Regions from separate parts of the Mus musculus genome. Here region 2 is linked to region 1. Evidence: chromatin loops called from intact Hi-C (ENCODE). Cell type or tissue: left cerebral cortex. All regions are shown on one strand.

Region 1 (2,500 bases):
AGGCTTAAAAACCCTGCAGGATCTTAAGTCAGGGTCACAGTTCAGGTCCTGAATCTGGACTGTGGCCCTGGTTAACCAGTCCTGACATGTATGCTCAATAAAGTGCCTCTCTCTGACTGAGACTGGGGCTCGTGTGGTCTGTGAGGGGACTCCTGGACCACAGCAGGAGGCTGGCTGCCAAGCCTGAAGGCCTGAGATCAATCCCAAGACCCACATAGTGGAAGGAGAGACTGTCTGCAAAGTGTCCCCTGACCTCCATGTGTGCTATGTATGCACAAGCATGCTGTCTTCAAATAATACAAACGCACAACAAGGTTGTAGGATAAACCCTAGCATGCTACACAGCAAAGGAGGCACAGGAGACCAGGTGGCCTCTTATTCAAAGAAAGGACGTCTTAGCACAGGACAAAAGGGTTTGGTCTGAGTCTGTTTCTTCTTCAACAAACCAGAATCCTGGTATCCTCTAAACGATGTGGGGCGAGGGCATTCTTGATACACGTGCTTTTCAGCCAAGCTTGTTGGCACACAATTATAGCCCCAGCTATTTGTGAATTCCTTGCGTTTAGGAGTTCAGGGGCAAGCCTGGGGAACAAAGCAAGACACCTTTAGTTTTGGAGACAGAGTCGCATGGAGCGCAGGCTAGTCTGGAATCCACGAGGTAGCTGAAAATGGCCTTTAACTCATAATTTTCCAGCTTCCACCTCCAGCACTGCGATTACTGATGGCTGAAAACTAATTCTCCGGGAAGAGGGAGAGAACGAATCAGTTCCGGGTGTGGCGATTTCATGTTCATATTCCCAGCACGGACGAGAGTAAGGTGGAAAGACAGCTATGAATTCAAGGCCACCCTGGGAATACTGCTCGTGAGCCTGTACTTTCAGCCTTTTGGAGTTGAGACAGGATTGTGAGGCTATCCTATCTATAGAGTGAGACACTCACGTCTAGCCCCATTACCCAAAGGGGGAAAAAAAAAGTTTAAAAAGTTCTTTGAAGCTTTTTTTTGGACCCCTTTTCCAGGTTGGATCTCAGCGCTTTGCGGTGCGCGAGAGCCGCGTGTCCACCTTTGTCCGCAGGGAGGCGCTGTGCTCACCGCGGTCTGGCCGCTCTAGGCTGCGGCCGCGGCACCGGAAGCCTCTTCTACTCCGGCTTCCTGTCTTTACCCGGGCTGGGAGCTGCGTGGAGTTAAGACTTCGAGATGCCGACTGGCGACTTTGAGTATGCGTGGGGTGGCGATGGGGTCGCCGGGGAGGCCGCGTGGGGGCTGCTCTGGGGTGCGTGGGGGTCTGGGCGGCGCGGGGGGCCGGGACCCGCTCACCAATCTCCTGTCCCCGCAGCTCGAAGCCCAGCTGGGCCGACCAGGTGGAGGAGGAGGGAGAGGACGGTGAGTGCCGAGCGTGGCCGCGCCCGCTGCCTGTTCCCGGGGCCCACGCTCCGGCTAGGGCCGCGCGTGGCCAGCCCCACCCTCGCCCTGCGCTGTGCCCCCGGTGCAACCCGCAAACACACAACACACACACACACACACTCTCTCTCTGACTTGAAAGTTCCCGTCCCGTGGCTCACTCTACCTTCCTCCCCGAATTCCCTCTGGCAGACAAATGTGTCACCAGCGAGCTCCTGAAAGGAATCCCTCTGCCCACCGGGGACACCAGTCCAGAGCCCGAGTTACTGCCCGGAGGTGAGCAGTGTCCATCCCTGCCTGCTTCCTCTTCCCTTCCGACTCTCAAGCCTACTTTCCAGCCAGTCCCCATTACCCGGGAATCAGTTTCTGTCATCTTCCTCCAGACCCGCTGCCACCTCCCAAGGAAGTCATCAATGGGAACATAAAGACAGTGACTGAGTACAAGATAGAGGAAGATGGGAAGAAATTCAAGGTGAGGTCGAAGTGGACACATAGGGCCAGTGCCTTTGTGTTCAGGGGTTCAGGTGGAGGGGTGTCAGTGGCTGAGACAGGGCCTGAGGCTCTGGAAGCACTCCTCTCTTATTCATCTTCAGATTGTCAGAACCTTCAGGATTGAGACCCGGAAGGCATCAAAGGCTGTGGCAAGGAGGAAGGTGAGATTCTACCTCATTTGGGGGGTAGGGTGTTCTCTGGGGCTGATCCTGAGGAGTTGGGAAGCCCCTTTTTGTTGATGTGGAGTAAACGTTTAGTGTTAGGCCTTGAAAGGTTAGGGCCCAGGAGTAGATGAAGTTAGATGCTTTATTTATTCATTTACTTTTGTTTTTTTATTGTTCTCCTTTTGTGTGCGGATGTGCGCAGCATCATCCCCCCCAGCACATGGCACAGCATACTTTTGGTTTGAGCTGGTCTCTCGGTATTAGGAACTAGACTAGGCTTGCTGGGCACTAACAGCCCCAGGGACCCTGCTGTCCCCACTTCCTGTCTGGCCTGCACCGGGAATGCAAGTTTGCCTCTGTGCACAGTGTTTGACTGTGGGTGCTCGGGGTCAGAGTCTGACGGACACTTGTGTGACAGACACTGTACTGAGACATACCCAGCCCT
Region 2 (2,500 bases), 170 kb before region 1:
AGAGGCTGTCTGTGACTTTGAGGCCAGCCTGGTGTCTACATAGCAAGTTCCAGGACAGCATACACAGTGAGTCTCTTTCTCAAAACAAACCCCAACCAGTAAAAAGCACTAGAGAGGTTGGGGGGCGGTGTGTGTGTGTGTGTGTGTGTGTGTGTGTGTGTGTATGTATGTGTGTGTATGGCTGATTCTGTTCCCGAGTCCGGCAGGCACTGTGCAGAACAGAATTTATAACAGTTCGGAAGCAAACAATTCATGTCTCTCGCGCCTCACCAGCTTTGTAAACTCCAAGCCGGTTTCTCTGAGCCTTTTGTTTCTTCTTTATAAAATGGTAGATTTAGCATCACTTTCAATGGCTTGTTGTGGGAATGAAAATAATTAATGCTTGGTAGAGAGGAGGGTCGACCAACAGCCAGCCCCAGGATAAAAAGGTGACTATAGATCCCCTAGCCAAAGGTGCACGAGCCCCGTGGTGGGCACTCCTTTGTCAGAAGCTGAGCGTCACAAGGCCTAGCTGAGCCTAGGAGCTGAAGACCAACCTCAGCAACACAGACCTAGATTAAACAAAGAGCACAAGTAAGGCCCGGCAGCTCAGGCCGGCAGTCCTGGCAGTTCAGGAAGCTGAACCAGGAGAGTGGAGAGTTCCTGATAGGGCTGTCATGGTGGCTCATGGTTAAAGGGCAGTTGCCACTAGGCCTGATGACTTGGATTCGGTCCCAGACTCGACACCACTTCCAGTTGTCCTCAGAAGTATACATGCGCACTGTGGTGTGCATATTCCCCACACGGGATCACACACAGAAATAAATGGGGGTGGGGGTTTGTTTGTTTGCTTATTTATTAAAGCTGCAGTAGTTATATAAGTTTAATATTTACCTAAAGTTATATGCAACATCTATGTACTTTAAATATACACATTATATATTGTGTAAGATTTGTTTTATGTAGCATATATAAATACATCAGTGAGGCATAACTGACGTAGGCACCAAAGGGTAGCTTTAGGCCCCACAGATTGAATATCCAGAACAAACACTTGTCAGGCCCACTTGGCTCATTGGCTCATGGGTGTCTTTTCGCAGGCAGCTCTCTTCCATCTGTGATTTGCTGCTGGTTTCACCTTCATTATCAAGTCAAAATCCTCATCTTCTTCTTTTTCGAGACAGGGTTTCTCTGTGTAGCCCTGGCTATCAACTCAGAAATCCGCCTGCCTCTGCCTCCCAAGTGCTGGGATTAAAGGCATGAGCCACCATGCTCAGCACATTCTTTTTTTTTTATTATTAGATATTTTCTTTATTTACATTTCAAATGCTATCCTCTTTCCTGGTTTCCCTTTTGGAACCCCCTATCCCTCCCCCCTTCCCCTGCTCACCAACCCACCCTCTCCCATTCCTGGTCCTGGCATTCCCCTATACTGGGGCATAGAGCCTTCACAGGACCAAGGGCCTCTCCTCCCATTGATGATATTTATTTCATATATGTAAGTACACTGTAACTGTCCTCAGACACACCAGAAGAGGGCATCAGATCCCATTACAGATGGTTGTGAGCCACCATGTGGTTGGTAGGAATTGAACTCAGGACCTGTGGAAGAGCAGTCAGTGTTCTTAACCAGTGAGCCATCTCACCAGCCCTGAAATACATGTTTAAAAAGCTCTCAAGGGCTTGGCATGGTGGCTCATGCCTTTAGTCCCAGCACTTGCAGGCAGAGGCTGGCAGATCTCTTGAGTGCAAAGCCAACCTGGTCTATGAGTGCATTCTAGGACAGGACAGCCAGGAATTTATGGTGAGACCCTGTCTTTAAAATTATCAAAAAGCAAACCTGTAGGCTCCTTTTTAGATTCAAATGAGCCTGGATAATTTACCAAGAATTTCTGTCTCAAAAATTACAAATTTGGGGTGACTCAGTGGATAAAGTCACTAATTCCTCCCCTGTCAAGGTGGACTGAGGGCAGAGGCTTTATTCACTGCCCTCTGAGGTCCACATGGATGCTGTGGCAGGGGTGTTCCACCCCCATGCTTGCATACACAGTAACAAAAGGTGTTTAGAAAAGGATTCTGAGGCCAGGCAGTGGTGCCACATGCTGCCTGTAATCCCAGCACTTGGGAGGCAGAGGAAGGTGGATTTCTGAGTTTGAGGCCAGCCTGGTCTACAGAGTGAGATCCTGGACAGCCAGGACTGCACAGAGAAACCCTGTCTCGAAAAAAAAGAAAAAAAGAAAGAGAGAGAGAGAGAAAGAGAAAGAGAAAGAAAGAAAAGGCTTCTAAAGGACTGAGGACGAAACTGCAGACCTCTTGTTTGCCCAAGACTCTAGAAACAATTCCGAATACCCTTTTACAAAGTCACAGGGTGAAGCTGATGGTGGCAAGGTGCAAATAACACCTTTATTTCCAGCACTCAGGAGGCACAGGCAGGTAGATCTCTGTGAGTTTGAAGCCAGCATGGTCTACACAGTGAGTTCCAGGACAGCCAGGGTTACAAGATAAAGAAGCCCATCTCAAA

The links. Peaks named below come from ENCODE experiments on the same cell type or tissue, not always from the same donor. Only the 100,000 strongest peaks of a DNase experiment are listed, where the experiment ranks them.
Region 2: it touches region 1 in a loop (2.2-fold over the local background); 2 of 42 quality-filtered maps call a loop at or near these places.

Annotation. Positions count from the first base shown.
Region 1 is chr9:20,897,259-20,899,758 of GRCm38, reverse strand. It overlaps Eif3g (eukaryotic translation initiation factor 3, subunit G), which reads left to right and starts at 1,169. Exons shown (of 11, transcript NM_016876.3): 1 at 1,169-1,215; 2 at 1,335-1,381; 3 at 1,592-1,675; 4 at 1,783-1,871; 5 at 1,993-2,052. The coding sequence starts at 1,196. In left cerebral cortex, a CTCF peak has its summit at 1,062; a DNase peak (open chromatin) is centred at 1,113; H3K4me3 peaks cover 1,097 bases; H3K27ac peaks cover 862 bases.
Region 2 is chr9:21,068,569-21,071,068 of GRCm38, reverse strand. The region is part of intron 3 of Fdx2 (ferredoxin 2); the gene reads left to right. The region is part of intron 15 of Gm38431 (predicted gene, 38431); the gene reads left to right. Among named protein-coding and RNA genes, the nearest start is that of Zglp1, 2.7 kb to the right of the region's middle. In left cerebral cortex, a CTCF peak has its summit at 1,521 (motif pointing right); no DNase peak of the experiment used is centred here.